3 separate regions of the Homo sapiens genome follow, and all the other regions are linked to region 3. Evidence: chromatin contacts called from ENCODE Hi-C or POLR2A ChIA-PET data. All regions are on one chromosome and are shown on one strand. Each heading gives the region's core, a stretch centred on a gene start or an enhancer-like site at or near the end of the contact. The rest is flanking DNA. Distances are from core to core; before and after follow the strand shown. Region 1 has its middle 99 kb from the start of LINC02659. Region 2 overlaps LINC00841 (long intergenic non-protein coding RNA 841). Region 3 overlaps LOC124902544 (a long non-coding RNA gene).

What was found. A loop is a pair of places that touch in the nucleus more often than their neighbours do. ChIA-PET counts read pairs that join two places held with the same protein, here RNA polymerase II (POLR2A). Pooled maps may share reads with other maps.
Region 1: a map of GM12878 shows a loop between it and region 3 (2.3-fold over the local background). The contact joins two enhancer-like sites. A Hi-C loop is called at or near these places in 2 of 168 maps with a recorded cell type or tissue (both GM12878), 7 of 37 single-sample maps with no recorded cell type and 4 of 50 pooled maps. POLR2A ChIA-PET finds 5 or more read pairs at or near these places in 1 of 52 experiments (GM12878).
Region 2: a loop to region 3 is called in a map of aorta, with 4 times the contacts of the local background. The contact joins two enhancer-like sites. A Hi-C loop is called at or near these places in 2 of 168 maps with a recorded cell type or tissue (aorta and ascending aorta) and 7 of 50 pooled maps.

Annotation. Positions count from the first base shown.
Region 1 is chr10:44,009,633-44,012,811 of GRCh38, forward strand. No RefSeq gene overlaps it. Among named protein-coding and RNA genes, the nearest start is that of LINC02659, 99 kb to the left of the region's middle. RefSeq lists an enhancer at 1,185-1,264. Within about 2 kb of position 1,312, at least 5 of the 41 ENCODE cell types and tissues checked have a DNase peak (open chromatin) inside an H3K27ac peak, as active enhancers do.
Region 2 is chr10:43,964,233-43,967,618 of GRCh38, forward strand. The region is part of intron 4 of LINC00841 (long intergenic non-protein coding RNA 841); the gene reads left to right. Among named protein-coding and RNA genes, the nearest start is that of LINC02659, 54 kb to the left of the region's middle. Within about 2 kb of position 1,664, at least 7 of the 41 ENCODE cell types and tissues checked have a DNase peak (open chromatin) inside an H3K27ac peak, as active enhancers do.
Region 3 is chr10:44,299,441-44,302,896 of GRCh38, forward strand. All of the region lies in intron 1 of LOC124902544 (a long non-coding RNA gene), which reads right to left. Among named protein-coding and RNA genes, the nearest start is that of LINC02881, 8.4 kb to the left of the region's middle. RefSeq lists an enhancer at 1,270-2,469. Within about 2 kb of position 2,096, at least 2 of the 41 ENCODE cell types and tissues checked have a DNase peak (open chromatin) inside an H3K27ac peak, as active enhancers do.

The DNA.
Region 1 (3,179 bases), core at 62-2,561, 290 kb before region 3:
AACTGGACCCTTAACCTCCTTTCCAAGTCATAACGGGTATGCAAACAGAGGGGTGGTCCTATGTGAGCTGGAAATAATGTTCTTGGCTGCCGCTTCCTTCTCTTTCTATTTTAGTCCTCAGGGACATGGCTTTTTTGCTTCTTTGAGATTTGGGAGTCTTGAGGTTTTATTGCAAAAAAAAAAAAAAAAGAATTCTGTGTGGTTTTAGAAGGCAAGTCACTTTTGAGTAATTTAAACCCTCATTTATCTAAACACGGAGGCTGAGGACCTCTTAGCGAACTGGGTCCCATGTTATAAAACTTTTGGCAAAGATTTGTCATCTATCCTGTGCTCTGCCCACACTCTTACCTAGCAAGTCCCGTCGTCATCTTTCCAAGCCAGTTTGGTCCTGCTGGTTTCTCTTCTTAGGTGTGCATTTTGTGCATGTATGTGCAGATGCCTGTGCACATGAGCGTGTGCTATACAGGAGGTCATGTTACAGAGAGCAGAGGCTGCGGCTGTTTACCAAGCCCTGCAGCCAGTGAGGTTCAGGGATAATTAAGAGAAATCTCCCTTGGCAGAAATGTGCCTGCTTGGGTCTGCTTCTCATTTTGGACAATTGGAAAAGGCAATCACTCAAGTTTTATTGATGCCAAAGAGTTTTTCACAGTCATCAATATGGGTTACAAAAATGAAGTTGTTGACATCTTATTTCTGGGGTTTTTTCTTTCAGATAATTGTAAGCCCTCAAGCATCATATATTCTGAAATAAGGCAGTTCCACCCCAGAACATAGCATTTTCAATGCACTACATGCAATTGATCTTACGGACATTCTGCCAAATTCCTGACCAATCATATCCATCTGTATCTATCAAGCGCATTCAGAGTTCTCTCGCTGCTGTAAGACAGAGGAAGAGTAAAATCTAAGAGTAAAGTCAGAGTAAAATCTGACCTTGATTTTACTCCAAGAGGTGTGAGATAAGATTTAAATTCTACATGACTGCTTTTAGCTATTTCTTAACATGATGTATATTTTGGGTATTAATTCCTAGGGTGTTGTAGAGTTTAGCTTGCTCCCTTAAGCTCCCTGTTAGTTAGGTCTTCTGGACTGCTTTGTTTTTACTCTTGGACCAACCTGGGCTGAGGCTCTACTTGGGAGCTCAGTTCAGCAGCTGTGAGCCCTGATTATCAGCTCTCTAGGTCCTAGGAACTCATTCGAATATCTGCTAGGTTTCCCAGCTTCCACGGGCTGGAAGAGGACATCTTTCCTCCCCATTTGCAGAGAGACAGCAGCCCAGGACTGAGCTCTTGGCAGCAGCCCTCTGTCCCTGTCATAGAAGGCCAGGCTCTGTGCCCAGATGATCATGATGGGGCATAAGGCTGGCTTAGCCAGTCAGGGGCTGCCCTCTGTGAGCTCAGAGGAGACTTGGGCAGGCCTTGGTGCCTGCCCCTCATGGCATGAGGAGCCATGCTGATCTCATGAAGGAGGAGCCATTTCCCCCAGGTCAGCTCCCTGAGGGCTCAGACCTGAAACCAGGTGCACAGGAAGCTGAGTCACTAGGGGCCAACACAGTTGCTCTCAGCCCTGGGGAACGCAGGGGAGCTCATTACAGCTGGCAGAAGTCCTCACCATAAAAGCAGAGGTATTTACTAGCCCAGGAAGGAAATGGAGTGACCCATATGTAGTATTACCATGGAGGAACTCTATGAAAGTCACAGTTTTAGCCATCTTTTGTTTAAGATTAAAGAGCTAAGTAGAATAATGGAATAAGTTGAAGGTATTTGTCAGGCCACCGGGATGATGTCATTTGCTTTCTGTCATTTCTAAAACTGGAGCCAATTTCAGAAACTGAAGCCACCCCTTGCCAAATTATCCTCCTCTATTCTAGAGGGTAAATACTATTCTAGACTGCTCTTACCAATCTCCACTGAAATCCATGTACACATCTATAGTTCCTTTTTGTGGAAAAGAAGTCAAAGTTTAAATAAGTTTCCCAATGCCACAAAAGAGTTAAACAATCTGGACATTTTTCTCAGACCACCTCCTCTATCATCCATCTAAAAATGTGCTTCTCCCTCCAGATATGTGCAATGCTGCAATCAGTTGCCATGGAGACCACACTCTGGCCCTGTACCCTCAACAGCATGGTTAAATAAGTGGTAATGTCAGACCTCTCAAAGCATCTTGGCGGCCCCAATCCAGGTCCCAGAGCTCCAGCCAGCACAGGCCTGGCCAGCGTGGGCACCGGGCTGGGAGCTTGTGGGAGCCTGGGTGGTCTGGTGCATCCCTGGCCAATGTTTAAATGCTGACTTCACGTGTGGGGTTGCCCTGGTGGGTTGCGGTAGAGACACTCCTCCCATGAACTGCTGATAAGAATGAACATTGTAAAAGAAACAATTTGTAACTGGCTATGGCAAACTCTTCTTTGCCATGGGTCTGGATTCATGAAATACAACATGACCCCAACAGAGCTTTAATGTGTTCAGGAGCTGGTTGTTCTTTACCTTCCTCTTGCCCCTCTAATGAGTGATTACCTGCATGCCCATACCCGCTGATGCCCAATGTACACACAGCTAGAAGTATAAATGAGTGCGTTGACCACCGAAGGTCAAAAAATATATATATATTTTTACATGATATTGCTATAAATGACAGGACTGTGGGTCTGAGCCTGCTGGAAAGCAGCTGACTTTAGGTATTCTGTCAGTGGCCTGTTGGGAAAGCCCTGCCCAGCTGGGTAGCTCCATATGGCACCATATTGACCAGTTGCAGTGTCTTTCTTCTGGATTTTGAAAATGAGACACACACAGGGATGTCAACATTGGGCCAGGGTGAGCCAGATGACTCACAGAGAGGGTCTGTGAGAAGACGCCTTTGGATAGCAGGGCGTGTGTGGGCTCAGGGGCATTTGATTGGCAGCAATCAAACGGGGATGCAGAGATGAGAAAAGTCAGATCTCCATGTGGGGTACAGGGCAGAGTGCAGAGCACACTTGCCCAGGATGGGGTGAAAGATGCCTCCTTGCAGTTGGCCTGAATTTTAGATATTTTTCATTGGTGGATGCTTTTCCCTCTCATCTTGACTTCTCTCTTAGGATGAAACCCAAAGCTGTCCTCACTTTTCCTGCCAGACAGATTTCCTTAAGTGAGCCATGTGTTGGTAATGAAATCCTGAACCCACGCGGGGTTAGACAGAAC
Region 2 (3,386 bases), core at 414-2,913, 340 kb before region 3:
CTGAGCATATTTCCATCCCTAACGCCTCCAAACCTGTGACCCACCCCGCAACCACGTGCAGAGTTCCACACTGGAGCCCTGGGACCCGAGTCCTCTGTGCTTGGGCGTGAGGCCAAGCTTCACTTCCTCTGCCTGTGCACTCAGGGTTGCGTACCCTGAGTGCCCCAATAACTTCCAAGGGAAAAAAATTAAATCGAGCTCTAGAAATGACCACAGGTTGCATAGCGTTCATGACACATTTTCCCTGCAGGGTCCTATCTTGAAGGTGCTCCCAATATCATCAGGGTGACCGTGAGAAAATGGCCTGATCCTGGCTTCCTTTGTTGGCTCAAGTCTACCCACTCTTCTGTTCACCACCTTAGAAACTCTGCCCTCCTCAGAAACCCACGCTTCTGCTTCTGTCTTTCTGAATGTCCCTCTGTCCATCTCCAACAACATCCCCACATGTCCCAATTAATGAAACTGCCCTCCTCAGCGTTAGGCTATCACCTTTCCTTCTGTCAGAAACCGCCTCAGAATCTGAGTAACTCTTCCGGGCTCTGAACTCAAAGCTATCCCCAAATCACCACCAAACCTCCCTTTGTTCTAAGGAAGGAAACATTTCACCAGCCTGGTTTGAGTTACTGTGTGTACTTGGAAATATTTGAAATACTCAAAATACTCTTTCCTATAGAATTAAGTTGATTTAAACTGTCCTTGTCTTCAATTTGTCTGAATTGGTAAATTTATTGGATGGGAAAGTTAAAATCAATGACTATGTTTTACACATCCCCCACAACCAAGAAACCCAAATCTTGAAATAAAGTAAATGGTTACTTTATTCTATTTAAGTGTCCCCCAGACTTAAGGTAATCACATACTTGAGGCTTTTACATTTCTGTCTTATTTGTCAGTAATTCTAACCCAAGAGCCATTAAAAAAGTGGAACTTATTGTTTAGCTTGGAAGGGAAAGCTCCTCCTGTTCCGCAAATCACCGAGGCACCTCCCGTCCCGTCTACCGTGTCCCGAGCCTTTACAGCCAGGACCGGGAAAAGTCAGTTTCCTTTTTACATAAATAGGAAAGTCGTACCGCTGTGCATGTGACCCCAGAGACTGGCCTCTGCAGTGCACTCCAATCTGGTAAAAATGTCACTTCTCCCTCTCTCTAAGTTAAAGCATGTGGATGATCCGAACAACACAAGAATAAGCTAGAATGTGAAGCAGAGTCAATCTTATCAGTTAATAAAGTCAAGTTGTTGATTCAGAGAAGATTGGCCCTGAGAGGATTTCAGGAGCAGCAGTGTCATCAGAGCCGAGGCTTCATTTGTGGTTGTTACCACAAACTCTTGGCTGAACCCAGAGGTGGACAAGATTTGGGTATGTCTGCAGGGAAGGAAGCAGTGGTGGTGGAGAGGTATTTATGGGTTTTAAGATTTAAATAAAAGAAAAAACCACATTGTCATCTGAAAGAAGATAAATGGCAAATTGTTGAAGCGACAGGCCCCTAGGGACTAATTACTCTTCCGCAGTAATTCAGGAACTTCACCAGTGACTTACATTGACTTAACATGTCAAATGTCAGTTCTGTGTTATGAAATAAAAATACATGTTCTTTTAGTGTAAACAATACAGAAATGTTCTCAGATGTCCCAAGTTGTTAGTCATGTGGGACAGATTCAGTGCCCTATGATGCATGTCCACGGCTCTGTGCCTGAGGTTACAAAGTGTAACAGGGCAGCTTTATAGTTAAAATCCAAGTAGACACCTTGTTCATCTGGGGGCTGAGGAGCACCCACACCACCCCTCGGAGACATTCATGTTGCACCTTCAGAATGCAAGAGTGATCATGAATAAGTGTTCCTGACACTCCATTCTCCAATCTTCATTCTACTTTGGTTTTGGGGAGGTTGTTGCAGGACATTGATGGGGAGACCGCTGGCCAGCTGTGCCCCTGGTAGGGTTTCAGCCAGTAGCAGGGTGGCAAAGCTTACAGCACTGCGCTACATGGTGTGAGCTGCTTTGGTTTCTCATGGGGTATCACCACAGGTCAAATACAATGTGTCTGCAAACCAGGCCGAGAAGCTGGTGCACAGCTCACACGCTACACATGCTAACTCAATTGAAATAGGCTTTCAGCAACAGGTGCACACTAGTGCTTATTCTACACGAGGCTCCATGCAGGTCATAGAGGGCTAAGGTTCTGTGTTCCGTAGAGCAGGCCCTGTCTTGCTGCTTCTTCTCTGTGGCTTGGCTCAAGGTCTAACAGTTTACAGAAACCCAATCACTGTTGGTTGGCTTGAAGACAGGATCTCTGCCTACAAACTTTTCATAGTTTAGGAGAAAAATCCTATTAATCATCCAAGGTTCAACCAAGAAGAGAGGTCACTCTAAGTATTTATAACAGAGGACTCTCATTGCCCAGGTTATAGGAAGACTTTGAGGCCAGAGCACAGTGACATTGGAGGGAGCCGCAACCCTCCCTGGGTTGAAGGAACTAAGGAGGTAAGTAGTGCTATGGGGCCCAGGTACGAGGTTCACCCTTTGGAAGCTGGCGTCTTGGCTTCCCTGGCAGGAGCTGGACCCTCAGGGAAGTCTGCTGGAGATAGTGCTTAGGTGTGGGGAAAATGGTGATGGAGAAATACCCTGGCTTCCCCCTTCTTACCCCTCTTTTTAGCACCTCTCTCTGGGGTGAATCCCACCAGAAACCAATTGGCACATGAGCCAGGAATGACAGTCTAACAGGCTCAATCCTTCCTTCCCTGAAGCCCATCCCCATAATGCAGAGAGGGAAAGGGCTTGGACTGGCTCTGAGGGCAGACAGGTTCAGGATTGGCACATCTTCCATTGGACAGCATCCCACAGCCTAGGAATAAATTTCCTTTATGTATTTCATTCTCAAAATCCCCACAAAGACCCCGTGAATGGTGCATTTTTACCTCATTTTATGTATGAGAAATGTAAGACCCAGAAGCTTCTGATAAATGACTATAAACTCCCCAGCTAGTGCCCGGCTCAGCAGTACTCACGGTGGGTCTGTAACCCCCATTTCCCTCTTACCCTTGCTCTACGTAAACCTCGAAAGGCTATTTTTCTTCTAAGGACTTATGGGGAGATCTTTCTGCTCATGAAGGTTTTGCATTTTAGATTATTGTTCAAATTGTCTATTTCCCTTTTGATCTCCTGTCTAGTTGTTCTCTCCATGATTCCAAGTGTGGCGTTGATGTTGCCAAGTATTTGTATTGGTCTATTTTTCTCATTATTTATATCAGTTCTGCCCCATGTATTTTGGGGGCTCTGTTAGAAACATATGTTTATAATTGTTATATCTTCTTCACGAGTTGATTCTATTGTTATTATAAAGTGTCCCTGCTTATCTCTGATAACTATTTTTGTTTGAAAGTTTATT
Region 3 (3,456 bases), core at 846-3,345:
TTTCTCTGGGTAGAGAGATTTAGAAAAATAGTCATTATTTTCACAATCTAAATTTGTGTATATCTCCTCAATTTTCTGTGGAAGGTGTATTAGTTTGCTAGGGCTACCATAACAAAATACCACAGACTGGGGGCTGAAACAATGAAAATTTATTCTCTCACAGTTGTGGAGGCTGGAAGACTGAGCTCAAGGTGCTGGCAGAGTCCTGAGGCCTCTCTCTCTCCTTGGCTTGCAGATGCCCTGTGTCTTCACGTGGTCTTCCCCCTGTGTGTGTCTGTGTCCCCATCTTCTTAGAAGGACATCAGTCAAATTTGATGAGAGCCCACCCTAATGATCTCATTTAACTTATTTACTTCTTTAAAGATCCTATCTCCAAATACAGTCACATTCTGAGGTGCTAGGGGTTAGGGCTTTAACACATGGATTTGTGGGTGGGAAGGCCCAATTCAGCTCATAATAGTTGGCATGTGGTAATTCTATAATCTGAGGAAAATGTTAAAACAAAAGGAGAACAAGAGAGGGAGCAGAGGGTCAGGGCGTGTCCTTGTTGCCACCAGCACACAACCATGCCCCACTGCAGAACCAAGGCTGGGGGTGGTCATAAAGGACAGTCCAGGACAGCACTGTCCCAGAATGAAGAGCACAGGCTGGCTGCCTGGGCCTGCACCGTGGCATGCACCAGGACTTGCTAACACCCTTAGCTACTACTGGCACAATTCTGGTGGTCTGCACCAGGAATGCATGTGCCCAGAGGACTGGCCCACCACCCTTTGAACCTTTTCCCAGAGGAGCCTTGGCACCTGGGAGAGACTTCCTAAAGCATTCTTCATAACAATCTAATGATAGGGACCACACCATCTCTTAGAGATGTGTGCGTTCAGGGTAAAATCTCTCAGGGGATGGCAAAATGTGTTGTTAATCCATCCTCAAAGATGTTTTTCTGTGCCATGCTACACACCTGGGCATTAAAATTACTCACTGAAATGTTCTGGCCACAGGCTTTGCTAATATTGCTGGGTTTTGTTAAAGTCGTTTATCTCTCCTGGAGACATGAATGAGGTCCACCAACTCTGGAGTGGCCACGGGCAGCATCTCTCCTGCAGAGAGGCTGGGATGTTGAGAGGCTATTTTGCAGCCCGGTCTGCATCCCTGCACCCCACTTCCTCCCCGGCAGCTGATGTGCATGTGCCTGACCTGACCCCTAGCTACAAGAAAGGAGTCCAGGGTCCTGCAACTTTCTGGGGTTCCTTGGAGATTCCTGGTGTTGGGTAAAATGAGGGCATTCAGCCCTGCCAGAAGTGAAGAGAGTAAGTGAGGTGGAGACAAGGATGGGCCTGAATGAACACGTCCAGAAGCAGAGTTCTCCAGCCTTCCCACGGTGTTTCCATGGTGCCTGGTATAACAGAAAGCATGGCATTTTAACTGGATGCTGTGAGTCTTGTGTTTGTATCATTCCCCAAGAGACCCTGAGTTTCTTGATGGCAAGGGCCATTAAGGCCCAGCACAGTAGTTTCCTCATCTTTTGAGCTCAAAAAGATGTCCATTGAATGAATGAATACATGCACAACAACATAAAGAAATAAATGGAGGTACTTTTAGATGTAGGCATCACAATGCAAATCAATTATGATTGTTCATATTATTACTACAGCTTACCTCACCAGATAGTCATCTGGCTACTTTTTGCTTGAGCAGAAGATGCCTAATTGCTGGAAACTAAATGACTCAGCATCTCACCAGCCTTAGTGACAGACATGCCCTCAGGCTGCAGCCTTGGCTCTGCTCCCTGGAATTAGATGTGGTCAATGGTTCTGATTCACAGAAGCTGGTTTACCGACTTGTCTGTCTTTCTTGATTTGAGATGTAGCTGACCTCACTGCCCGTCATCACTGGAGTTAAAATCCCTGTGGCCATGGTCTGATCAGTCATGATGGTCATGATGATGCTGGGAATTTGAGTGTGTGGGATCATTTGCATTCTATCATAGAGAAAGCACAGCTGATCGCCACATGACTCACAGCACCTGCTTCTCGCTTCCCTGGACCTAATTAATCTCCTTGTGTCAGAAATTTGTTGGCCCTGAGCCGACTCCAGGGGATGATGGTGCCAGCTCAGCACACCAGGCAGGGCCAGGAGCCAGGAGCCAGCACAGGGTATGCAAGGCCTAGACAGCAAAAGGAGAGAAAGGAGCAGAAAGCTGGGAATGTTCCTAGGCTCTAGGACAGACTAGCAAGTGTCAAAGGATGATTCTTGAGAAAAGAACCATCCCAAGATTTTTTGACAGCTCCAATAAGGAAATAATAAGGTCTGTGCTGAAGGAGGCCATGACAATGGCCTCCTTGATATCTAAGGCAGGATTTCAGGAAAACCTTTGGGGACAGTGAGAAGTAGGGGACACGTTGCTACAGAGGTGCCCAGGGCTCTTGTCTGAAGGCACCATGGACTCTTCTGGATCAGAGCACTCAATGTGTCCATAATGTAGTCATTCAAAAAGTCCTTTTAATACAGCACACAGCAGGACAAGTTATTCGTTGTATGACACATGGCTGCTTGGCATTATTCCAGCTTTCTGTATTACTGTCACCAAATAAATTAAAAATTAAGAAATAGAGATATTTTAGATAATCAAGTGTTATTTTCCCTGCCCCCATCCCCATCTCTTCATTTCTGGAAAAGCCACAGCCCAGGTGCCTCTGTGCTGGGAGGTGAGAGTATTTCTGAAGAGGTGGTAGAAGAGAACTAATGGGATTATCCGCCAGAGTGATCATTTGCAAAGAGTAGCTCATGGTTGCTGGAAAGGTTTCCACTGCCATCACCATTGACCACAGTTATTTGCTCTACTGTGGTGAAATGATTTTAATAAGTTATCTGAAATCGAGTATTATTAAGTTATGCCAGTCGAGGGGCTCTGCCCGGGTGGGCCTTAAAATGGCCCACTTACAGGAGATAGGAAGCTGCATCCCACCAGAATTATGATGTGACCTTAGGCACATTGTTAACCTCAAGTTGTTGAATCTCCTGAGTCTCGTTTCATCATGTGTGAAATGAGAAAACAAGGCAGTTGTCAGGGTTCGAGGAGCTAAGAGATGTAAATCCCTTAGCATGGTGTCTTGTCACATGTGGGGGTGCTCAGTCAGGTCAGCTGCTGTTGTCATCATTACTACCGCTGACATTAAACTGTTAGGCTTTGAACAAAGTAGCAATAGAAAGCATCATGTTCCTAGGTTAAAATTTCCCCTGTTAGGAAGATTAGAGCCAAAAAGAGAGATATCCCATCAAAGAAAAGCCCCAGGAACAGATTGAATCACTGCCGAATTCTACCAGACATTAAAGAATAAATACCGATCTTACTCAAACTCTTCAAAACAAATGGTGAGGAGGGAGTACTTCCAAGCTCATTCTAAGAGGCCAGCATTACTCTGATAACAACACTAGACACGGACACAACAACAACAA